5 separate regions of the Homo sapiens genome follow, and regions 1, 2, 3 and 5 are each linked to region 4. A link is a loop called in an ENCODE intact Hi-C map of the cell type or tissue named here. Cell type or tissue: Caco-2. All regions are shown on one strand. Region 1 overlaps SIK3 (SIK family kinase 3). Region 2 overlaps SIK3 (SIK family kinase 3). Region 3 holds the start of APOC3 (apolipoprotein C3). Region 4 holds the start of SIK3 (SIK family kinase 3). Region 5 holds the start of APOA1 (apolipoprotein A1).

Region 1 (5,000 bases), 220 kb before region 4:
CCCTGCTTCTAATTTTGTCTCTCTTGCTCTTTGATCCTTACCTATTCTGTTGCTTATGCCACCAGAAGGGGCTAAGCAAAGGCAGAGAGAGGTGGAGAAAAAGAAACTCAAGTGTGGTAGTCTGGTTGTTGCCTTCACCAAAAGGCTGACCAGAAAAGGTCTGGGGATAATCCATGGATTTCATTTATTTATATTATGTATATGGCCCTATTTAACACAAGTAATGAAGAGTAGAATGGCCTCTAAAGAGATTCAGTATCTTACAAGGTTCTCAAAATATTCAGTTCTATCCTCCTAAATGTACCACCACGCGCATACTAATGCTTTTGGCTTAGGTGTGCAATACCCTTCTTCAAAACTCAGGGAACTTGAATTTCTGATGGCACAAGGTGTGTGGGGAGAGAGCCACAGGCTACTTCTCTCCTATGCCCTGGGATTCAGCTAGCCTTATTTATCATTTTCTTCTCAATGTTATTTAAATAGTCATAGGTATTTAAAACTGGGCTGTGAGCTACAGATATTCAGATCTATAGAAATTTTTCTCTGGGAGCTCGTATTACAGATTACATTGCAGAAAGAACAATGGATTCAAAATCAAGAAACGTATATTCTGATTTCAAAACCACCCTCTAAGTTTTCTCATCTATAAAATGTGGCTACTGAGGGTGATGAGAGTAATAGTTGTGATGAAGGCAGTGATGATGATACCAAAACAGCACTATTGATGCATCTTCTGAGCATTTTACAATTATTATTTCCTCATTTAATCTACACAGCAATCCTAGGAGGAATGTACTATCATTGTTCCCATTTTAGGAATAGCAAAAACCAGGCACAGGGAGGTAAAGAAACTTGTCAAGGTCACATGGCTATTAAGTCAAACCAGATAGCCTGACTCTTCACCTGGTTCTCTTAACCACAATGCTACCCTGCCCCTGTGGTGCAGAGTTGTTGGGGGATCCAAATCCCCCAACACTAATTCAGCACTGAACCATTAATTCAACATCTTTATCCAAGCCACCATTTCTGACTTACACGCTGCAAAAGTCTCCTACCCGGTCTTTCTGCTTCCATTCTTTCTCCATTACAATCTGTTTTCTATAGAGAGGCAAAAGGAATTTTTCCAAAGCATAAATTTGGGCATATCACCACTTTGCCTGTAACTCTCCAATCTCTTCCCATAACCCTCAGAATGAAATCTAAAGTCCTGGGCCTCCAAGGCTCCTACTTCTCTCTCTCCCTTTTTTTTTTTTTTTTACATAGAGTCTCGCTCTGTCACCCAGGCTGTGGAGTGCAGTGTGCGATCTCGGCTCACTGCAACCTCCGCCTCCTGGGTTCACGTGATTCTCCTGCCTCAGCTTCTCCAGCAGCTGGGATTACAGGCCTGTGCCACCACGCCCAGCTAATTTTTGCATCTTTAATAGAGGCGAGGTTTCACCATGTTGGCCAGGCTGGTCTCGAACAACTGACCTCAAGTGATCCGCCTGCCTCAGCCTCCCAAAGTGCTGGGATTACAGGCGTGAGCCACCGCGCTTGGCCCCCTACTTCCCTCTCTGACCTGGTTTCCTGCCACTATGCACATTTCTAGTTTTTGCACATGTTTAACACACTCTCATCCAATGGCCTTTACATGTGTTTTTTTGTTTGTTTTTTCCTTTAGTGGAAATGGCCATTCCTCAGATCTTCATATGATTGGCTCCTTGTCATTCAGGTAAGAGTTTAAACGTCACTTCCTCAGAAAGCTCTTCTTTAACCATCTACTCTAAGATGGGCCTCCAGTCACTCTCTATTACATCACATTCATTGTCTTCACGCAAATGATTTCTTTGGGAAACCATCTTGTTTATGTATTTACTTATTGTCTGACTCCTCCACTGCAATGCAAGGCCCATGTCTTTCTTTCTGTTGTACCCAGTATCAACTCTCCAGTACCTAAAATGGTTATTATATCTAGACACTTAGGAGCTGCATAAATATCTACTGAATATGTAAATAAATATTTGTTGAGTATTTAATCAAATGAGATTGTAATTGTGAAAATTTTTTTAAAATAAAATTTTCTATAGGTTTTTAAATTTTCTGCTTCTATTTAATCACAACCGTCCTGAAAACAAAACTGGCCAGTGAAAATAACAACAACAGTAAGACATTATTACAAAAAACTACTTTTGATATACCAAGCACTGTGCTTACCAACTTTATTACATTTAACCTTCACAACAACCTTAACTTAGAGACTATAATTAGCTCCACTTATAAATGAAGAAGAAACAAGATTTTGAAAGTTAACATATTCAACATGGCAAAGAAATGGTAAAGTTGGGACTTCTAAGCTGTGCTCTTGACTACCCTATTATACATCTCCACATGGATATAAATTGATCTACTTTTCTAGGGTGAATTCAACTCTTCAATTTCTATACCATTTGGCAAACACCATTCTATATTACTGTTGTGAAAAGAATACTACAAGTAACTAAGATAAATTACTCTTATTTTAATTTACTCTAACTTCAAAAGATAATACAACAAAGTTCCTATATCAAAATGATTTCTTACATCAGGCATCAATTTGTTGTTGCTTTACAATTAAAACTATATTCAAATGCAGTGTACATCTCAAAGACTTCTACATTCCTATAGAATAAAGTAAATGCCATCTACAACAGTACGCTTTATTAAAATTACATTTCCAGAGTAGTAAGGCTAGAGCCACAACTGTAGCAGCACCTGTATAGATTATAAATGTCATTGACACATATGTTTATCGTTTGCAGTTACTTAAGAGGACAAAAGTGTTCTTAATTTAGGAAGTTGTTAAAGACTCCTGTGTAGGGAGAAGGCTAGGACCAAACTGTTGTTAAGGCCTCTAGATGGCACTCTCCTGTTTTCCTTTGGTCTCCACACACAATTTAGTGCATAAGATGACCAAAGCTGAATGGTGTTCAGTTACAGGCTTGCTTTAAAACAGATTTTTTCCAAGGCAATTTCCTTAAAAGCAAACAACAATAACAACAACACCACCACACACACAACCAAACCAAAAACAGTACCATAATAATTCCTAATTAGAAGATATATCTAGTTCAATTTCAGGATCTTGAAACCTCTATTCAGTCATCCTTAACCATTATTTGGCCTCAGATGCCTTGAAAATTCTCCAAAAAAAAAAAAAAATCTGCACAAGAATTTATACACAAGACCTTGCATGTAACTTTAGACTACTCAACGATGTCCTATGAAGCCTGCATAGATCCCCCAGACCCTGGTGTCTACAGGCCCCAGATTAAGAACCAAAACAATTCTTGGTTACAGTGTCAAGGGCAAGAGCTTTTTAATCTTGACTATCCTACATAATATCGAACGTGCCAAGGAACAGAAATTTAACATTTTTCATATGTGGTGCAGATGGAAAATATGACAAAATGCAGAAAGCTAGAGTATCATCATCAATTCATATTTCCTAAGTGTCATGTAGTTCATGAAATTAAATTCAGATGAGATTTGAAGACACCATTCTACATAAAACATGGAAACAGGGTGAAAACGAGGGGAATAGATGCTCTCAAACCTAAGAACACAATCACCCACAGGACATTCAATTTACAAGCATGGAAAGATGGAGCCCTCACATTAAACAAAACATCAACTTTTCCAGATACCAAGAACTACTCTATTTTATTGTCTAAAAGGTCCCTGTTGGCCAGGCATGGTGGCTCACGTCTGTAATCCCAGCACTTTGGGAAGCTGAGGTGGGCAGATTGCTTGAGGCTAGGAGTTCGAGACCAGCCTGGCCAACATGGTAAAACCCTGTTTCTACTAAAAATACAAAAATTAGCTGGGTGTGGTGGTACACACCTGTAATCCCAGCTACCCGGGAGGCTGAGGTAGGAGAATGGCGTGAACCTGGGAGGCGGAGCTTGCAGTGAGCCGAGATCGCACCACTGCACTCCAGCCTGGGCGACAGAGCGAGACTCCGTCTCTAAAAAAATAAATAAATAAAATAAATAAATAAATAAAAAATAAAAGGGCCCCATTATTTGCTCCCACCCAAAAGGCAGGGCCTCTGATGCTAAATGAAACTGAACCACTTTGGGCAATGCAAGAATATGCTCCTCTGCTTGTGTGTGCCAGAGAAGCAGCTTCCCTTCAGAGCTGCTTTCATCTGCTCCATGCAAGACGCCAAGCGGTCTCCGCAGTGAGAGTCACTGTGGGCCCAGGAAACCTGATCTGCCAACAGAACGTTAACTAGAGGATGTTCAGCACAGGCCTTGCCCTGCTGCGCTGCCAGGCATTTGGATGACTTTGTGGGGAGAGAGCTGCTGTATGGGCAGGGTCCTAAAATGAGAATTAAGTTGACATAGCCAGTGTGAGTCCGTATCTGTGAAAGCAACATTTTTTTTCTTTTTTTTTGTCCTTGATAATAAAACAAATTTCTCTAAGTGGTTACAACAAACCAAAACAATTCTTGGGAGATAAGTCTTCTCCATAAGCCGTGTGGATTTGACTGAAAATAGTAATGTCCCTTTGGCATACCAAGAGAGCAAAAATGAGAGAAAGATACATAGAAAAGAGTAAAAAAAATAGGGAAGAAGAGAATGAAAGACTAATAGAGCAATTCATTCAACAATATTATTTAATCATTACTAACATTTATTGACCATTTACATGATAGGCAAAGTGCTAAACCCTTTAAGTTAATTTAAGCATCTACTTCACAAACCAACCCAATACTATTATCTCAATTTTATAGACAAAGAGAATTTAAAATCAGAGAAGTTGAGAAACTTGATCAGATAATAAGAGGCCAAAGCAGAATACAAATTCTGGTCAGTCTTACTCCAGGGAGCTCTTAACCTACATGGTACCTAAAATAAACACATTATTGGTATTCTGGGTTATGAAAACAAACCAAAACAATTCTCTCCTCTGGCAGATCAGATGCCATGTCATCTTCACAGGTTCCATCATGACAGAATCACCCACAAGCTAGGTTAGTA
Region 2 (5,000 bases), 170 kb before region 4:
TGCAAGAGGGAAGCAGGAGGGTCGGAATTAGGAGTAGGAGATGTGACAATGGAAGCCACAGGTTGGAGTGAAGGAAGGAAGGGGCTGAGCTAAAGAATGCAGGTGACCTTTAGAAGCTAAAAAAGGCAAGGACACATTTTTCCTTCAGAGCCTCCAGGAGGAACAGCCCTTGCTGCTGTTTTAACTTTCACCCTGTGAGACCCAGCTTGGACTTCTGACCTCCAGAACTACAGGCTAACAAATCTGTGTTTTTCCAAGTCATTAAGTTTGTGGTAATTTGTTATAGTAATAATAAGACACTAATCAATCTTTTATTACAGTTTTAAGGGTTGTGAAGTTTAGTAGGTATTATTAGTATTAATTTAATTGAAGCTACAACAAATAATTACAAAAGAAGGTTTGAAATTGCCAGGCTTTTCCATGCCACACACCTTTGTGGGAACTACCAGTATCTATAGAGCTTTGGAGAAAATAAAACCGACATGAGAGCAAAGGAAAAACATGATTTTATATAAGATAAAGAAAGCCTTTAATTCCTGTGTACTCTGTAATAAGCTAGTGCAGGAGTGAAAGAACTTATAAATGATATGAAAGTTCTAAACAAAAGTGTAGCTGTCAGTTTCAGATATATAAAAAGCTAGGTGATGCTCCAGGATGTAAAAGTGAACAGGCTTATCTACACAAAAGCAACTCTCAGAAGAATTGTGACCCTGCAAAGGTACCCTTAGGTAACTTTGACCTATGATAAAAATCCAAACTCTCAAATCCCACCTCTACTAAGGAAGAAAATCCTTAGAACTGCTTTATACCTTGCCTTTTCTAGACAATTACATTCTAGCTATATTTTAGTTTTCTATATGAGATGTCCTTCCTTTTATCTGGGAGACCGGGGATACACGATGCTATACCGGAAAGTGTCGGCAAACATAAATGGCTTATTTTCATATTTACAGTTTCTCTATAGATTGCAGTCACTTAATTTTATTAGTAAATGGTGAGTCTGTATTCATTAGGCAAAATGCTGATAGTTTACTAAAATTAAGCATGAACAGATCAAGGCAGTGAAAAGTGCTCTCAAGGCACTGTCAGATAAGCAGACTAGTAAAATTTGAGAAGACAAAAAGCTGGACTGCCTATAAGCCACTCTAAGATCTATTTTTCCTAAATTATCATACAATTACAGCCTTTAGAATAAGTATGCTCTGTGTCAGCAGTGACATAAATCAACCTTCTCAAGTGAAGGTGAGAGGGTATACAATTTTAGTAGTTTTCCTTTCCACTTTATTACATATTTTATTTCTTATGTAAAAAAGGACCCGTTAACCAAAGTAATAGTATTTTAAATATCACCTTTCCCTTCTTTCTCCCCAGCCTAGTTCCAGCTGATACTACATTAAAAATAAACAGGCCGGGTGTGGTGGCTCACGCCTGTAATCCCAGCACTTTGGGAGACCAAGGCAGGCAGATCACTTGAGGTCAGGAGTTCAAGACCAGCCTGCCCAACATGGCAAAACCCCAACTCTACTAAAAGTATAAAAATTAGCCAGGCGTGGTGATGCGCACCTGTAATCCTAGCTACTTGGGAGGCTGAGGCAGGAGAATCGCTTGAACCTGGGAGATGGAGGCTGCAGTGAGTCAAGACTGCACCACTGCACTCCAGCCTGGGCGACAATGAGACTCAGTCTCGAAAAAAAAAAAAAAAGGGCAGGGGAGGGGAAGTACTTTTAAAGTTTATCAATTTTCAGGCTATTTTTTTTTTCATCTTAAATTGTCCTTACTTTCACAATAGTTCTTTCTGAAGAGATGGAAACAGATAATCCCTTGCTTATAGAACCCCAAGGAAAAGCTCCTTTGTCCCTATCTGACATCCTCAGTACAGTTCTCACCTGCTATTTTGATATTCAGATTGGCATCCAGAAGTAAATTTTCAGCTTTTAAATCACGATGAACAATGTTCCGACAGTGACAAAAATAGACAGCTGTGACGATCTGTTTGAACTTCCGACGTGCCTCCTTTTCTGCCATTCTACCATGGGCCACCAGGTGGTCTGTGTTGAAGAAGAATACAGTCAGTTTTCATTTTGGACACTTGTGTAATTTCAAAAGGTAGACTTAAGGAGGGCTACAAGGGGCCCTCTCGAGTGAGTTAAAGAGGCAAAATGAGCAATGAGAGAACAACACATTGATAGTCCTGGTTTGCATCTATCAAAATTCATTAGTAATAAGTATCCAAACTATTTTAAGTATAAATCCTGTTATACAAAAGTATGCATAAGAACACACTTGTACTTTCATTAGGAAAAGAGAGTTCTGGTGTTTTTCAAGGGTCATAGAACTCACTACCTTTCTTTTCATATCCTCACTGCAGAAGACTGCACAGACATGAGCAAACACACACATGAAGATAAGTATCAGAAATATTTCCTGTGTTAAAGAGGAGGTAAAAAAGCAAGGCCCCAATATTAAATCATTTAAGGAAAGGGTGGACAGAAATTCGTCACTGCTAGGGGGAGAAAACTCCTCGACAGAGCACTCTGTTTAGGTTACTATCTTTCTGCTTTCTCAAAGTTCTTCGATTTGACATAAAAACACACTTACTCGGTAACTGTTCTCTGGAGTGCATAGCGATATACCTACATCTTTATATCTGCATTTATGGGGCTCACCAAATGGTTCTTACAAAATGATAATTTTTACAGATAACATCAATCAAAAACCAAGTGAAGTTTCTACCAACTCAAATAAAATCATTTCATTGGCCATGTTGTTAACTAAGGTATATCAAAAGAATTTACATGTGATAAAATCATAATACTATAAAGCAGGCTATCCTCAATATTCAAAAATGATTTGATGGATTAGCAGGTTCTTTAAGAACTTTCTAATAATAGCAGTAGGTTTATACCAAACCAACAACATACATATCTTTGACTCAGTTCTTTATCAAACCAACAACACATATAGGTCATGACAGCTAGTGGGATTAGAAATGTCAGCTATGATACAGTTGTTCTGTTAGAAATGTCTAATAGTCTCATGAGCACTGTCCTTTAATCAACTGATCTAGCTGGGAAAAGGACATATTTGCCATCCTAAGCATCCTGAGACAGTAGGAAAGTGAAAAATGAGGGAATATAGATAAATATATTGTGATTTATCAACAGTTTTGGTAGAATACACAATTGTTTTGGTGACATCTCACTCCCTCACAGGACCAGTCAGGTGTATCTTTCCTTCACCACAAAGAGGAAGTTCAGGGTAGCACATATTTACTAGCAATAACTGCCAAGACTGAGCGCTTGTGGCAAGAAATGGTAGGGGAGAAGGTTGAAGAAGGGGAGTTAGATGCCAGCCCATCTACAGAGCAGATTGCAAAATAATTCAAACTGCATTCTGACCACAAGAAATATAACATTCTGGAATGCAAATACTGTAGTCACTTTAAGAACATATCTTATATGTAGATAATATAAATCATTAAGAAAGATCCTCAAAGGAATTATTGTAATTTTTGTTCGCCACACACAAGGCTTTTGAAGCATCTCCCTCAAAAATACAAGTCATTGTTATAGCCAAGATTATCGATTTAATAGAAGAAAAAGGAGAAAATAAGAAGTCTTCCACTTAGCAGTTAAAAGGACTAGAATCAAGCTTTCCCTGGGAGGTCAGAGGTGGGGATAAGTAAGCTCCCACTCGGGTGTGTTTAGGCTTCCGGTGAGGTCTGCTATGAACTTTAAACAACACGAAGTCCAAACTAGGGAGAGTAACTTAACAGAAGCTGTGAAAGAACTGGCCATCCATCAGAGGTAGAATGCTATGTTTTAAGAGGCCATTTTCTAACAGTACCTGCTCCTCTGACCCCCTATTTCTCTTAACCCAAGGCCTAATTATTCTAATAATATGTTTTAGTTGCTAAACCTTGTCTAATTAAAGAGCTTTGAAGAGACAGCTATTCTTGAGAAACATAAAAATAAACCCTTATGAAGGTTTACCATCAGAAGCTCATTTGGCCAAGCTACCCATTAATTAAAATGCCCAAGAGACATTTGTCTGGCAGTAAATACTAATTACCAGAACACATCAAAGTGCTTCTTAAATGCTGCAGAATGATTAATTTCACAATTTCCAAAATAAGTGATTTCTTTTATTAAGAAAGTCTTTATAAATTTCTAAGTACCTTGTTTTCCTAAAGTGATTGGAAAGTTCTCAAAACTGTTATACGGGCCAGAAGCTGCTGGAATGCAGCCTAGTTCTGTTTTATCTCTACAGTGACACATCAGTTGTCCCTGGACAAATCATTTATCCTGCCAATACCCCCACCTCTTGATCTTCTAAATACAAGTAAACTCTGTTGCATGCTATACCCAAAGAAAGAACAGAATATTTGGGAATAAACGTGTACTCTGATTAAGAGTATCATACGTTAAAACTTTCACTTTCAAAGATGTTGCAAAAGACATTTTTGAAAAGGTCCACTGAATACTATATAGGGAATACTTAAACATCTAGTCAATAGAGCACAAAGTCCTTCAGGATTCTGCAGAGCTTAAAGGTGATTTTCTACACATCGATTGTCACTGTTAATGGTTCTGGTTAAAAGGTAGCTGTAACAGCGCACTGGGTAGTACAGCTTAAACTATAATACTTTCCCCAAAGTTACCTTCAGTACCCCTATAGTTATAGATACAAAGAAGATAAACAAATCACTTTTTTTTTTCCCCTGGACTCTAAATACACTTACGGAACAAATCACTTTTTTTTTTTAAAGTGTTCACATTAGATATTTGCTCCTAGCCATTGTGTTTAGGGTTCAAGTTTTCTTCTCTTTGGGAGCACTGTGCTCTTCACATGCAAGCTCCTTCCAGTGGCTCAATCGCATTCAGACCTCAGCCTCTGCCCTGATTTTTGCCCATCTTATCCCCCCAACCCCTACTCCCATTGGTTTGCTTTCACTGTAAACCTACGAGGTCTAGTGGGTGTGCCAGGAAGCCAGCAGCCTG
Region 3 (5,000 bases), 270 kb before region 4:
ACTCCCTGGCTTGGCATCCAGGCTCCAACACGTACTGCCTGTGTGTCCTTGGGCAAGTCTCATAACCTCTCTGAGCCTCAGTTACCTTGGTGAGACATAACCATTGTACCTGCCTCCTAGGCTGTGAGGATTCACTGAGATGATCTTATAGTGCTTGCAACAATGTCTGGCACATAGGAAAAGTGATCACTAAATGTTAGCCACGTCTTACTCCTGCAAGGCTCACCTCCCTGGAACCCATCGGTCCCAACCCTGCTCCTGAATCAGGCACAGTCCAGCTTGCAGCGGGAGCAAAGGTCAGTACTCAGTGCCCCTGTCCCTTCCCCAGGCCAGAGGGGAGGAGGAGACTGAGTCACGAATGACACCTCAGCCGCAGTTTGACCTCCAGGACTTACAGTCCTAGCAGCCGGTGCCACTAGCATGTGAGAGGTCCAGAGGCGCTTCTGTCTCACCCGCCCGCCTGGGTGCACCCATGCTGGGAGCGCCTGCACCATTTGAGCATGTCCGAGAGCATCCACCAGAGTGTGTGTGGATTCACAGAAGTGTGCAAATCACTAAGAACCAAGGGACTGGCACAGCCCATGCGTGCACCCACGCTCGCGAGGGGACCTGCTGCCTTTCAACGTGGCGGGGACGTGACCTGTTAATGAATGTATTTACTTCCCAAAGTCTGAGGGTACGTTTTGCATCAATCTGTAGATGGATTTGTTTTGGGGAGCAGGGAGAGAATGAGAGCCCCCTGTGCTCAGTCTTAGAGGGTGCAAGTAGCTGATGGGAAGAGCAGACTGCCTTCCAGCCAGGCCTGGTCCTGTGAGTCAGGGACGTCCATCTTAGTGGGCATGAAAGGCCTGTGTGATCTCGAGGGAGACATCGCCTCTCCAAGCCTCTCCTTATCTGTGCAACAGGCAGACTTAATGATTGGTGAGGCAATGAGGCTGATAGCTCAGCATTAGCTACAGCCACCCCTCCTGGCCAACCACACAGGGATCAAACCAGGGGTCAGTCCAGAGGTCAGAGTCAGGAGCAGACAACTCAGATCCAGCCAGGGACAGGCAGGTCACACGGACATGTGCCTCACGTATGCTTCAAGGGGCCCTCCCCCGGGCAGAACTGAAGGACAGCTCCTGTTGCCATAGGAGGGAGCTGGGTGAGATACTAGGAGGAACTTCCGGCATGATGATGTGTGATGAACAAGGGCCTCTGGCCAACAGGTCTGAATCAGGGCTGCCCAGCCCAGCCTGGTGGGAAGGGCATGGAGCATGGGGGCTCATGTACTAAACCTCACCTGGACACAAGGTGAAACAGCCCAACCCCAGAGGACCATTTTTGGCCCCGGATGGTCAAATCCCCTCTTCCTCCCATCTACCACTGGCTTCTCCCTGGAGCAGTCTTCATCCCAGGGGAGCCATGATGGGAGAGAGGGGCAGCGCAGGCTGGCCACCAAGAGATCCCCTGCCGGGGTGCAGGTTGGACTGTTGGTGAGGGGCCACAGGTATTCTCAGGTACCAAGCCCTTGGAAGGAGACAAGGTACCAGGCTTCCTGGAGGTGTGCTACATCTAGCTCAGCACCCTGCCAGGTCTCTCTACCCACATGTCCTGACCTCCCTGGGTCCGTTGCCATGCGGGAGAGAGAGGCCAGGCTCCTCCAGACCCTCTGCAGAGATGGAAAGGCTTGGAGGGTCTGGGGCCACGGGACCCCGCCAGCCCATTCTAGCACACCCGGGCCCATAGACCTTGTTGCCTGCCCCTGCCTGGATCTGGGTCCCCACTGTGCCTTTGCCTCTGGGGCTATGGAGCAGGCCGCAGCAGAAGAGGAAAGGGCATCCCCAATACCAAATCCTCCAGTGACCACTTCTTCACCTTCTACCCCACCACCAAAGTCTGCAGGAGACTTGAGACAGGTTTGTTCTGGGCGTGTGACTGATGCCTCTATAGGGGTCTCAGTGCTCTAAGCCGTCTGGTATTTGCCTGGGGTGTGTGAAGACCTGGATTAAGGTTCCCAGCCTTACTACTAATGGGCTGTGCACTTGGAGCCCTTAGAGCCTTAGGTTTCTAACCTATAAAATGGACTTAACGTCTACTTCACAGGGTTCTATTTGCATTTTAACAGAAAACAAAGTCTTAAGTCAAAGGAATGAATCTCTCTCTCTCTCTCTCTCTCTCTTTTTTAGACCAAGTCTAGCTCTGTCACTGGAGTGCAATGGTGCGATCTCTGCTCACTGCAACCTCCACCTCCGGGGTTCAAGCAATTCTCGTGCCTCAGCCTCCTGAGTAGCTGGGACTACAGGCGTGCATCACCATGCTCGGCTAATTTTTTGTATTTTTAGTAGAGACTGGGTTTCGCCATGTTGCCCAGGCTGGTCTCGAACTCCTGGCCTCAGATATCCGTCCGTCCCAGCCTCCCAAAGTGCTGGGATTACAGGCATGAGCCACTGTGCCCAGCCAGGAATGGATCGCTAATAGAGGAATTCCAAGTCTCACCCACCGATAAAGAATTCTGAGGGCAGAGCCGGGCCACTTTCTCAGGCCTCTGATTTCATACTGTGGTGTTAGTTACTTCTGAGAGGACAGCTTGCTGCCAGAGCTCTATTTTTTATGTTAGAGGCTCCTTCTGCCTGCAGACTCTGCTGTCTGGGAAGGGCACAGCGTTAGGAGGGAGAGGGAGGTGTGAGTCCCTCCATGGACCCGCTGCTTTGTACTTCTCTATCTCATTTCCTTTTCAGCACCACTCTGGGCAATCAGTATTCCAGCCCCATTTTATCCTCAGAAAATTGAGGCTCTGAGATGTTATCTCTGTGACCTGGGTCCTATTACGTGCCAAAGGCATCATTTAAGCCTAAGATGTCCTGGCTCCAAGGTGTCAGCATCTGGAAGACAGGCGCCCTCATCCTGCCATCCCTGCTGCGGCTTCACTGTGGGCCCAGGGGACATCTCAGCCCCGAGAAGGGTCAGCGGCCCCTCCTGGACCACCGACTCCCCGCAGAACTCCTCTGTGCCCTCTCCTCACCAGACCTTGTTCCTCCCAGTTGCTCCCACAGCCAGGGGGCAGTGAGGGCTGCTCTTCCCCCAGCCCCACTGAGGAACCCAGGAAGGTGAACGAGAGAATCAGTCCTGGTGGGGGCTGGGGAGGGCCCCAGACATGAGACCAGCTCCTCCCCCAGGGGATGTTATCAGTGGGTCCAGAGGGCAAAATAGGGAGCCTGGTGGAGGGAGGGGCAAAGGCCTCGGGCTCTGAGCGGCCTTGGCCCTTCTCCACCAACCCCTGCCCTACACTAAGGGGGAGGCAGCGGGGGGCACACAGGGTGGGGGCGGGTGGGGGGCTGCTGGGTGAGCAGCACTCGCCTGCCTGGATTGAAACCCAGAGATGGAGGTGCTGGGAGGGGCTGTGAGAGCTCAGCCCTGTAACCAGGCCTTGCCGGAGCCACTGATGCCTGGTCTTCTGTGCCTTTACTCCAAACACCCCCCAGCCCAAGCCACCCACTTGTTCTCAAGTCTGAAGAAGCCCCTCACCCCTCTACTCCAGGCTGTGTTCAGGGCTTGGGGCTGGTGGAGGGAGGGGCCTGAAATTCCAGTGTGAAAGGCTGAGATGGGCCCGAGGCCCCTGGCCTATGTCCAAGCCATTTCCCCTCTCACCAGCCTCTCCCTGGGGAGCCAGTCAGCTAGGAAGGAATGAGGGCTCCCCAGGCCCACCCCCAGTTCCTGAGCTCATCTGGGCTGCAGGGCTGGCGGGACAGCAGCGTGGACTCAGTCTCCTAGGGATTTCCCAACTCTCCCGCCCGCTTGCTGCATCTGGACACCCTGCCTCAGGCCCTCATCTCCACTGGTCAGCAGGTGACCTTTGCCCAGCGCCCTGGGTCCTCAGTGCCTGCTGCCCTGGAGATGATATAAAACAGGTCAGAACCCTCCTGCCTGTCTGCTCAGTTCATCCCTAGAGGCAGCTGCTCCAGGTAATGCCCTCTGGGGAGGGGAAAGAGGAGGGGAGGAGGATGAAGAGGGGCAAGAGGAGCTCCCTGCCCAGCCCAGCCAGCAAGCCTGGAGAAGCACTTGCTAGAGCTAAGGAAGCCTCGGAGCTGGACGGGTGCCCCCCACCCCTCATCATAACCTGAAGAACATGGAGGCCCGGGAGGGGTGTCACTTGCCCAAAGCTACACAGGGGGTGGGGCTGGAAGTGGCTCCAAGTGCAGGTTCCCCCCTCATTCTTCAGGCTTAGGGCTGGAGGAAGCCTTAGACAGCCCAGTCCTACCCCAGACAGGGAAACTGAGGCCTGGAGAGGGCCAGAAATCACCCAAAGACACACAGCATGTTGGCTGGACTGGACGGAGATCAGTCCAGACCGCAGGTGCCTTGATGTTCAGTCTGGTGGGTTTTCTGCTCCATCCCACCCACCTCCCTTTGGGCCTCGATCCCTCGCCCCTCACCAGTCCCCCTTCTGAGAGCCCGTATTAGCAGGGAGCCGGCCCCTACTCCTTCTGGCAGACCCAGCTAAGGTTCTACCTTAGGGGCCACGCCACCTCCCCAGGGAGGGGTCCAGAGGCATGGGGACCTGGGGTGCCCCTCACAGGACACTTCCTTGCAGGAACAGAGGTGCCATGCAGCCCCGGGTACTCCTTGTTGTTGCCCTCCTGGCGCTCCTGGCCTCTGCCCGTAAGCACTTGGTGGGACTGGGCTGGGGGCAGGGTGGAGGCAACTTGGGGATCCCAGTCCCAATGGGTGGTCAAGCAGGAGCCCAGGGCTCGTCCAGAGGCCGATCCACCCCACTCAGCCCTGCTCTTTCCTCAGGAGCTTCAGAGGCCGAGGATGCCTCCCTTCTCAGCTTCATGCAGGGTTACATGAAGCACGCCACCAAGACCGCCAAGGATGCACTGAGCAGCGTGCAGGAGTCCCAGGTGGCCCAGCAGGCCAGGTACACCCGCTGGCCTCCCTCCCCATCCCCCCTGCCAGCTGCCTCCATTCCCACCCGCCCCTGCCCTGGTGAGATCCCAACAATGGAATGGAGGTGC
Region 4 (5,000 bases):
TTCAGAGAAGCATGGAGCAGGCCAAAATATGCTCCTAGTTCACCCAGAGCACGTGACAACTCCTTGTGAATTAAGCTTCACTCATGTAGTCAGAGTAATTTAAGCAGCAAAAGATATAGCACTTGTAACTGTAACTAGGAAATTGCACACTGCTACAGAAACACAAATGAATGCTGGTGTGGCTCCTTCACACATGCAACTCATTGTCCAAGCCATTTCAGTCTCATTCAAGACTTTGAATATTTCCATACATAGGAATTGCACAACTGCATACCACAAATGATCAAAGATAAAAACCAACATAAACAGTGACACCCGTTTGTAAACAAGCCAGTGTTTAAAATGCTGCAGTCCTAAAGGATACCAAGGTCTCAGAGAAAAACTATGAAAAACACACGCACGCACATATACACACACATGAAAATTAGAAAGCGGGCAGACCAGCCATAATTAGGCACTGGCTTTGCTGACTACTGAAGATAGAAATGTCTCTTTTATATTAAAGCCAAGAATCAACTGTTTGCAATTACATTTACGAAAACATTCAACCCTGTCTGTAACAGATTTTATCAATATTTTGGTGTATCCAAGGGCTGGAAGATTCAAAATTCTTTAAATCATGAAACCATAAACCAGGCAACCAATTAAGTTCATGGAGACTATCCCCCAGAGGTCAGAGCAAAATAACCACAGGAGCACAAAGTGATTACACAGAAAATAGGCAGAAAAAAAGGAAAGAAATAGCAAAACAAGGAACAAGGCATATTGTTTGTAAATGTAAGTTTGCCTTGGCTAATAGTCAACTAGACTGGAAACACGGTGAGGGGCTGGGGTGGCAAGTGAGGAGCACACCAAAGTCTTGGCTCAATCGACTTCCCCTGACTTCCCCTCAGGGTCTGAGGGAGCCCTGGACTTTGGTATCTCATTCAGCTCTGACCTGCAGACTGGAGGCCCTGTGATAAAAACGGACAAAAAGGCTGAAGAGGGCCCTCCAGAGGAAGTGAAACTGACCAATCAATTCGCCACAGCCACCCACCCTGACACCCTGGTAAGAAGGGCCCCTTGTAGCCTCAGGCAGAAAGATGGTGGGGAAGGAACTTCAGGTTGCAAGTGATCAGGAGAGAAGGCCTAGATAAGTCACTGGCTTCAGAAAACAAGCCACTGCCAAAAAAGCAAAAACAAGGTAGGTCATGACAACCAGAGGCTAGGCTGAGGAGGTGAGGGGAATTGATGTGGCTTTGGTAGGAGGCGGCAGCAGCTGTAAGGGTTCTTCATTCCTCAGGCTGAGGGAAAACACAAGCTGCAGTTCTAAACATAATGAATGACTACATTAAAAGTATTCATTCAAGTAAGATATTGAGCAAAGAAAATTTTAGAGTAAAAATGGGCTTTGCGGGTTCCACCAAAACCAAAAGATTCCTCCTGATGTCTTAGATTCCAGTCCTCCCAACGAAGGCTACATGAAAGTGCTACCATATTTCCTCAAAGAATTTTACATGCATACATATATAGCTTCCTAATTGACCTTGGCCAATTTCACTCCTATAGCGCCTCAAATCCCTTTGAGAACTAAGGGCTCGATGAGTGTAATCTCCCGGTGTCTGGGTTCTTCAATCACAAGCTTCCCCCCAACCAGTAAAAGCCCACCCTGGGTTCTACAAAGCCCACAATTCCCGACCCTCCAACAACTAAAAATAACCAGCAATCAGCTCTCCCAAATTGTTTAACCCCTGACTACCTAGTGCCATCATAAACCTGGGACAGCCCCCACCCCCACCTCACTCCCCCATTCCCTGGGCCCCTTCCTGTGGACAAGCAAAGCAATTTCCCCCTTATTTCCCCATTTTCCTCATTGCCTCCTCCACTAATCGTGTCTCCTCGGGATCCCCTTCGCACCATCTATCAGTCTTAGATGATCAAATGCGGATTCCTGTCTCTGTCTTAAGGCACCAGGATCCTGGGACCTCCCAGCGCCCTGCAGACGTGCACATTCCCAGTCCGTGCCCCAGCCGTCCTGGGTCCCCTTACAAGCCCGGGTCTGCCACTTCACCCTTGTTTTTCCCCATCCTCCGGGTCCACATTTCATATGCCCCTGCCCTCATTCCCTTATGATTCCCTAGCTGCTGGTTCCAGAGTCTTCTGGGCTTACAGTCTCCCGGCCCTCGGGGAGTTCCGACCCCTTCTTTCCAATCATCCCCTTTACCCGCCTGCCCTCAGCCCCGAGGACCCCTCCCCGCGCCCGGCTCCTGGGCGCCGGTGCTCTGTGCCCTCGGCCCCCTGCTTGGAGTTCCGCCGTCTCGAGTCCCAGGTGTCCCTAGCTCCGCGCCCGCCCCGCCGCGGCTGGCTCCCTCCCGCCTCCCGGCCCCCAACGCTCCCACCACGCGCCGCGCTCGCCGCCCCGACCCCCCGGCTGGGGGGCGCGGACCTCTCCCGGCCCCGCCACGCTCCGACTGCCGCCTGGCCCCTGCGCCGGTACCTTGGCCTTGGTGACGAGGTGCGTGGCCCGCTTGACCACCGCGAAGTTGCCCTTGCCGATGGTGCGGTCGATCTCGTAGTAGCCGATACGGGCGGGCATGGGTCCGCGGGAGGCCGGGGCTGGGGGACGCGGCTGGCCGGCCGCAGGGGACACGGCAGCGGGGGCGGCTGGGGACCCCGGCGCGGGCGGAGGCAGCAGGCGGCCCGCGGGCCCGGCTCCCCCAGTCCCGGCCCCGGCAGCCCCGCCAGCTCCGCTCGCCGCCGCCGCCGCCATCTTGTTGTGCAGTGAAACCTCCGGGGCCGCGGGGAGCCGGCTCGGGGGAGGGGGCAAGGGGGGGCGGGAAAGGGGGGGCCGCGGACGTCACTCGGGGAGGCGGGGCGCTTTCGCCGACCGGCGCCCGGCTCCATGGCAACCGCGGGTCACGTGCCGACGCGCGTCACTGCCCGGAGCCATGGCAACCGTGACCTCACCGGCGGGCTCGACCTTCCCGCGTGGGCCCCGGTTCCTGAGGCGCTGGCTCCCGGGTGCCCCCCTCCGGGAGCTGGCGGTGGGAACCTTCGATGGGCCCCCAACCTCGAAGTCTCCGCCACCTTTCCCGAGTGGGGGGCGCAGGATGCCCGACCCAAAGCCAACCCCCCACCGCCGCTCGAATCGCCAATGTGACCTCTGCTGTGACCTCTGTCCCAGTTCAACGATCACCCAACCTCCCTTAACAAAAAAAAAGTGTTTCCTCATCACCAAAAATACCAGCGTTGTCCCACTTTAGCCCTTGAGGCCACAAATGCAGGAATAGCTACACTCTTGAAGCAACTGTAACCAAGTTGGTAACAACGCAGGGGAATTCTTCGGTAAAATTCCTTCCTCTTACAAAATCCAGCTCACCCTGCACAGTCAACCTAATTGTCACCGAATATAGGAGAATGGGGAAACTAGGATTTGCGTGTTCAAGGGCGGACAAGCCAGTCCAAACAGGCATTCCAGTCATTGGGTGGGTGACAGCCAAAGAAGGTACGTCATTTTCCTTCCTACCACCCCCATCTCTGAACAATTCTACAGGGATGTCTGTCAGAGTGCCTACATACTATTTCTGTTGCTTGTATAACCCTGATGAAGCAGTGGTGCGCATTGTCCAATGAACCACGTCGTGTTTAAACAACAGTCGGTTAAGCAAAATAAATAAGTAAATAATAAAAATTCCATCCTTCCTAGTGACTCTCCGAGGACATTGAGGGTCATCAAGTTAATAACTCCAGCAATTTCATATCTCTTTTTCTTCCCTTGCCTATTACCTGCATCCTTCATAGCTCCCAGGCTTCCTCCTCCTCTCTCCCCTTCCCTTTATTAAATAGATTAACTTAGCTGCTTTAGGTGAGGGTTGCAGGTAGGAAATCAGACTGTCAACAAAATAGTCTTTGGCAGGCTGGGTGGAAAGGAGGGAAGATTGTGAATATTCCAATGTTAAAATGTATTCCTTTGGACTAGTCCTGATCCATCCATATCTATGTCTCTCTCAATGGTAGAACTGTATTGTGAGGTCACTGCATGCACAGTATTAAAAACTGACACCCAGGGCACTGTAAATGTGTGGAAGGATAACTCGTGTTTACTCGCTGACCAAAGAACACCTCCTGGTGCTCCAATTCCCTATCCAACCATGAGTAATGGCTGGGACTTAAGATGGGACAGAGGGGTCATCCCACAATGGTCTTGGATCTATTCCCTGGTAGCTGTTCCAAACTGCCAACACAATTAACACTAATTGGCTCCCTTATTAGCAACTAAAGATAAGAATGAAGTGGGCCTTGGCTTCTTGCATTGGTTAAGCCCTTTCATCAGCTGAGCTCATTCCATCCCAGATAAATGATGGGGTGTGACCTGCCTCTCCTATCACTTCATGGCTCTCAGCTGCCTCTAGCAGGGACTATAACTTTGGTGCTGGGCTTCACAGCTGCAGTTTTTGGGTTTTTGTTTTTTTTTTTAGACAGAGTCTCACTCTGTCACCCAGGCTGGAGTGCAGTGGTGCAATCTCAGCTCACCACAACCTCCACCTCCCAGGTTCAAGCCATTCTCCTGCCTCAGCCTCCCGAGTAGCTGAGACTACAGGCGCACACCACCATGCCCGGCTAATTTTGTATTTTTAGTAGAGACGGGGTTTCGATATGTTGGCCAGACTGGTCTCGAACTCCTGACCTCGTGATCCCCCCGCCTCAGCCTCCCAAAGTGCTGGGATTACAGGCGTGAGCCACCGTGCCCAGCTACAGCTGCAGTTTTACCATCTCCCTGGGTGTCTCAACAGAAACCTTAGCTGGCTAGTAAAGCAAATAAAAAAATCTTTCACTGTGGAAGCTGCAGGAGCAGCACTGAAACCATTCTTACTGATGACTGTATGATCACAGAGTGTCCTCCACTAATGGAGGTAATTCGAACATCAAATATCAGAACTTTTGCTACTCTCTCAAGAGTGTCAAAAACAAAAACAACTCTGGGAAGGACCTAGAAAATGCAGCATTGTTCTAATTTCCAC
Region 5 (5,000 bases), 260 kb before region 4:
GCACAGCACCTGCACGTAAAGATGCTTGATCAATGTTGTCATGATTACAGTTGAGCTGACTGGGCCCTTGGGACCCGGACTGGAGTGGTGGGGGGCAGTGTCCTGGGACCAAAAAGAAGCACAAGGTCTCCCAATAGAGGCTGCTTCCTTTGTGTCCCCACCACCCGAAAGATGTCAGGTCAGAGAGCCCGAGAGCTGCAGATGGCTTGAGTAGGGCTCCACTCTTCAGATCAAAAAACTGTGGCCCGGAGAGGCGAAGGCACTTGGCCAGCATCACAGAGCCAGCACGTGGCAGGGCCAGACCTTGAGCCCAGGTCAGCTGCGTGTATTCTGCTCAGTTGGTGCAGAAAACAGTTTTGTCACTCCTATGTCAGGTGTTAGGGACTCCTTTACAGATCTCAGTGGCATCAGTACATCCAGCCCCACCTGGAGACTGCTTTCTCTCTGAAAATTCCCCAGGGCTTCTCTCTGGGCTGAGAGATCTCAGCACCCGTATCTAGAAAATGTTCCCACCCAGACCTGGCTGGATGACTGCTGTTGTAGCTCTGGAAGGTTAGGAACTAAAAAGCCCACTCCTTTACCTAGGGTAGCTAAGATACACTGGAGATGGGGACATGGGGATGGGGCCGATTATCCAGGGGCCTGCATGAGGGGGCAAAAGGCCCTGCAGAGAGAGGGTAGGGAAGGCACTGCCCAGATCTGTGAAGCCATGTGCGTGCACGCGGGGACATTCAGACATGAGTGCAAGGAGGGACCGTGAGCAGGGAGGTCATGTGAGAATACACAGGCATGCCTGCACACCCATGTGAACTTGAGTGCCAGGCCACACACTCTTTTTTTTTTTTTTTTTTTTTTAGCTGGAGTCTTGCTCCGTCGCCCAGGCTGGAGTGCAGTGGCATGATTTCGGCTCACTGTGACCTCTGCCTCCCAGGTTCAAGCGATTCTCCTGCCTCAGCCTTCCTAGTAGCTGGGATTACGGGTGCAAGCCACCATGCCCAGCTGATTTTTTTTGTATTTTTAGTAGAGACAGGGTTTCACCATATTGGCCAGGCTGGTCTCAAACTCCTGGCCTGAAGTGATACGCCCACCTCAGCCTCCCAAAGTGCTGGGATTACAGGCTTGAGCCACCGCACCCGACCCGCGCACTCTTTTCAATAATCATGGATGGCCAGGGGTGCAGGGTCTAAAAAGCGCGGCCTAGCCCATCCTGCTGTTCACTGGGCAAGCGACGTCACAGGTCCAGGCTTCAGTGTCCTCATCCATGCTCTGCGTCTGATGGCAATCTAGCCAGGATGTGGGGAAGGGAGGATGCAGTGAGAGCACAGATATGAGAGCATCTTGGAAATAAAAATGTACCTGCAAGAGGTGGTGGTGAATTTTCTTACTCAGGCCAGCTTCTGCCAGGGCTGGCAGAAAGAGGGGGTGGCATGGCATGGAGCCGCAGGGGGTGGAGGACTGGCTTCCACTGCTGTGCCTGAGGAAGCCGCGGCTGTTTCTGGGCGGGATGGGAGTAGTGGGAGGGGGATACTGGCCTTGTGAGAAGAAAAGGGAAGTGTCTGTTTGAGAGGTTTTTGAATTAGTAAAGGAGGACAGGCGCAAACTCCAAGCGCTTCACTTGCACCCGGGACCAAACCCCAATCCCAGTGGCTGGCTCCCTGAGGCCGCCCCGCTCCGTCCCGCCCCGCTGACAGCGGCTGGGCTGGAGAAGGCTCTATACGGACACACCTCTGGGGACGGGGAACCCACTGCTCCCAGCTAAAGCAACCCTGTTTCCTGGCCCGCCTCAGACAGGGCTGCAGGCCTTGTTTGAGCCCCTTTCAGGGCACCTGGCCTTGGATTGTCTGTGGCTTTGCCTGGTCCGCTGTGACTTCCTTTCTACTTGAGCCTTGCTAAGGCAGACTCTACTCCCTCACTCGTAAGCAGCCAGGCGTCCAGCAGGTCCTCCAACGTCGATCTTGGCCCTAAGACGTCCAGTCTGGGCACGGAGTTGTTGAGATCCGGCAGGAAGTCCCTGCTCCAGGGCCAAAGGCCCCACCCGGGCTCCCCCGGATGTCCCCGCACCCCCCTCTATTCTCCCAAAAGAAAGAAGCTGCTTCCCACTTTGGAAACGTTTATTCTGAGCACCGGGAAGGGGGGCGGCGGCGGGCGCCTCACTGGGTGTTGAGCTTCTTAGTGTACTCCTCGAGAGCGCTCAGGAAGCTGACCTTGAAGCTCTCCAGCACGGGCAGCAGGCCTTGGCGGAGGTCCTCGAGCGCGGGCTTGGCCTTCTCGCTGAGCGTGCTCAGATGCTCGGTGGCCTTGGCGTGGTACTCGGCCAGTCTGGCGCCGCCGTTCTCCTTGAGAGCCTCAAGGCGCGCGGCCAAGCGCTGGCGCAGCTCGTCGCTGTAGGGGGCCAGATGCGTGCGCAGCGCGTCCACATGGGCGCGCGCGCGGTCGCGCATCTCCTCGCCCAGTGGGCTCAGCTTCTCTTGCAGCTCGTGCAGCTTCTGGCGCGCGCCCTCTTGGAGCTCTGCGCGCAGCGGCTCCACCTTCTGGCGGTAGAGCTCCATCTCCTCCTGCCACTTCTTCTGGAAGTCGTCCAGGTAGGGCTGCACCTTGGCCTTCACCTCCTCCAGATCCTTGCTCATCTCCTGCCTCAGGCCCTCTGTCTCCTTTTCCAGGTTATCCCAGAACTCCTGGGTCACAGGGCCGAGCTGTTCGCGCAGCTTGCTGAAGGTGGAGGTCACGCTGTCCCAGTTGTCAAGGAGCTTTAGGCTGGAGGGTGAGACAGAAGGGTTGAGGGCTGGCCTCCCAGCGCCCCAGCCTATCAGGGGTGAGCCCTGGGTGACACCTGTCCGCGGAGGTGCAGTGGCCTAGCATTTCCAGTACACTCTCAACCAACACCCCTGCCCCGCCAGGCCATGCCCCGTTGTGCAGCTGGACCGAGGCACAGAGAGGAGCTAAAAAGGAGACAGAGCTGGGACTAGTGCCCAGTTACGTTGGTCTCCAAAGTGGGCCCTTGAAGGACCTCGCTTCTATGCCTCCAGCGCATTCTCCTCTCCGAAGACAGCCCACAGTCTTGCTGGGCAGGAGCAGAGGAGGTGGTGAAGAAGGGAAAGGGGCTTGCTACACTTGCAGGCACAATGTGGCTCTGTGATCACGCATCGGGCAGCCCTGGTCTGTCCTTTGCAGGGGACATGGGCTGTGACCCTGCCTGGAGATCCCATTCCAGTTTCTCCATCCAGACCATCTGTGGGGCCCAGCTCATCAGATATTAGGTGAGGACTCGGCCAGTCTGGCTTCAACATCATCCCACAGGCCTCTGCCCCCTACCCCTGCCCTCAACCCCAGGCTGGGTCCTTACTTTAGCTGTTTTCCCAAGGCGGAGCCTTCAAACTGGGACACATAGTCTCTGCCGCTGTCTTTGAGCACATCCACGTACACAGTGGCCAGGTCCTTCACTCGATCCCAGGGGCTCTGGGGGGGTTCATCTTGCTGCCAGAAATGCCGAGCCTGGCTCCCTGAGGGTGGGAGGGGAGACCCAGATCAGGCCAGCTGTGGGCTGAGATCTGAGCCGAAAGGCCAAGCTTGGAGGTGGGGGAGAGGGGGCCAGTGAGAAACCTGCTGCCTCTGCCCAGGAGGGTGGGCCACGGGGATTTAGGGAGAAAGCCCCCCGATGGTTGGCTCCCTAGGTTAGGGGACACCTACCCGTCAGGAAGAGCACGGCCAAGGTCAGCACCGCAGCTTTCATCCTGAAGGGCCGTGGGGGACCTGGAGGAGAAGAAGGGCCTGGCTGAGTGGGGTGCCTTCAGCATGCAGAAGCCCCGTGCTCCCCCACTCATTGCAGCCAGGTGAGGAGAAGGGCACAGAGCGGGAGAAGACCTCAGGTACCCAGAGGCCCGGCCTGGGGCAAGGCCTGAACCTTGAGCTGGGGAGCCAGAGTGACCGGGGCAGGCAGCAGGACGCACCTCCTTCTCGCAGTCTCTAAGCAGCCAGCTCTTGCAGGGCCTATTTATGTCTGCAGCCAGGGTCTGGGCTGGGAGGCTGATAAGCCCAGCCCCGGCCCTGTTGCTGCTCACTGGTCCTGGCAATGTGGAACTTAAGAGTTCAAGGATCAGCTCTGTCCCTGGGGCTGGGCAAATAGAGTGGGCAAACAGCAAGCTGCGGGGGCTGCAGGGCAGGGGTCAAGGGTTCAGTGGGGGCGGGAGGGGAGTGTCTGCAGGCTTGCAGGTCTCCCGGGTGGGGTCGGGGTTCCCTGCACTCATCCCCTTCCCCTCCATGGGAGTGTGTGGGCAGTTGCCATTGTCCATTGTGTTGGCAGAGGAGGGGAGGGGAGGGACGCTGGGACTCCTCCACCAAGGAGACTGCCTCCCCCACCACCAGCATTCCAGGGAGACTACTTCACTCCCCTCCCCCTTCCCCCGCCCTGTCCTCCCACCAGTGCTCTTCTTTAGTCCCCAGCAGGTCCTCCAGGCCTCTCTCCAAGCCTCCCAAACTGGTAAACCTGGGGAGAGGGGAGAGCCCTCCGTGGCTCCCAGACTGAGGTTTCGGAGACCTCTTGCATTTCAAAACACTCCAGAGATCAATTCGGAGCTGCCAACTTTTAATTTTGTCATGTAAAGATATTGTCCGCCTCCAAAAAACCCTCACCATCTACAGTGACCATCACTTCAAAAAGGAAAGGCTTTAACAAAAAAGGGCATAATCTCAGAATTACATTACAGAATTGAAGCCCCTTAGATTGAAGACGTCTCCCTTTGCATTGTTCACACTTATATTTGATCACGCACAGGTGTGACTGGATCTCAGCCCTTGGGAAGCCCTGGTGTGGGGAGAAGACCTCTGGGCAAAGGAAGTGGCAGGAGACCTGCTTTCTCATTTCACTTGGCCTCCATCTTGCTGGAGGAAGATCGTGGGCAAGTTATATAATCTCTCTGAGCCTCGGTTTTCTATCTGCAAAATGGGGCAAGAATGGTCAGGGTTGTTGGAGGCCCCTGAGACAGCCTGTGAATGTAAAGTGC

The links. Hi-C counts contacts between places; a loop is a spot of excess contacts. Peaks named below come from ENCODE experiments on the same cell type or tissue, not always from the same donor. Only the 100,000 strongest peaks of a DNase experiment are listed, where the experiment ranks them.
Region 1: a loop joins it to region 4, with 5 times the contacts of the local background. A loop is called at or near these places in 103 of 110 quality-filtered maps.
Region 2: it touches region 4 in a loop (5-fold over the local background); 20 of 110 quality-filtered maps call a loop at or near these places.
Region 3: it touches region 4 in a loop (2.7-fold over the local background); 11 of 110 quality-filtered maps call a loop at or near these places.
Region 5: it touches region 4 in a loop (6-fold over the local background); 11 of 110 quality-filtered maps call a loop at or near these places.

What each region holds. Positions count from the first base shown.
Region 1 is chr11:116,877,141-116,882,140 of GRCh38, forward strand. The region is part of intron 6 of SIK3 (SIK family kinase 3); the gene reads right to left. Among named protein-coding and RNA genes, the nearest start is that of APOA1, 42 kb to the left of the region's middle. RefSeq lists a silencer at 2,915-2,964. In Caco-2, a CTCF peak has its summit at 2,861 (motif pointing right); a DNase peak (open chromatin) is centred at 2,877.
Region 2 is chr11:116,925,333-116,930,332 of GRCh38, forward strand. SIK3 (SIK family kinase 3) reads right to left here. Exons shown (of 25, transcript NM_001366686.3): 4 at 1,887-2,048. Among named protein-coding and RNA genes, the nearest start is that of APOA1, 90 kb to the left of the region's middle. In Caco-2, CTCF peaks have their summits at 2,048 and 2,251; a DNase peak (open chromatin) is centred at 2,032.
Region 3 is chr11:116,825,994-116,830,993 of GRCh38, forward strand. It overlaps APOC3 (apolipoprotein C3), which reads left to right and starts at 3,914. Exons shown (of 4, transcript NM_000040.3): 1 at 3,914-3,947; 2 at 4,577-4,644; 3 at 4,780-4,903. The coding sequence starts at 4,590. RefSeq lists an enhancer at 3,434-4,366. In Caco-2, a CTCF peak has its summit at 3,026; DNase peaks (open chromatin) are centred at 1,008, 3,158 and 3,808; H3K4me3 peaks cover 491 bases.
Region 4 is chr11:117,095,667-117,100,666 of GRCh38, forward strand. SIK3 (SIK family kinase 3) reads right to left here and starts at 2,762. Exons shown (of 25, transcript NM_001366686.3): 1 at 2,477-2,762. The coding sequence starts at 2,749. RefSeq lists an enhancer at 1,270-1,319 and silencers at 2,641-2,690, 2,771-2,950. In Caco-2, CTCF peaks have their summits at 3,030 (motif pointing left) and 3,231; DNase peaks (open chromatin) are centred at 995, 2,155, 2,275, 2,915 and 1 weaker place; H3K4me3 peaks cover 2,870 bases.
Region 5 is chr11:116,833,658-116,838,657 of GRCh38, forward strand. APOA1 (apolipoprotein A1) reads right to left here and starts at 3,965. Exons shown (of 4, transcript NM_000039.3): 1 at 3,948-3,965; 2 at 3,688-3,750; 3 at 3,344-3,500; 4 at 2,094-2,754. The coding sequence starts at 3,730. The coding sequence ends at 2,151. It also overlaps APOA1-AS. In Caco-2, a CTCF peak has its summit at 2,550 (motif pointing left); DNase peaks (open chromatin) are centred at 2,567 and 4,174; H3K4me3 peaks cover 1,870 bases.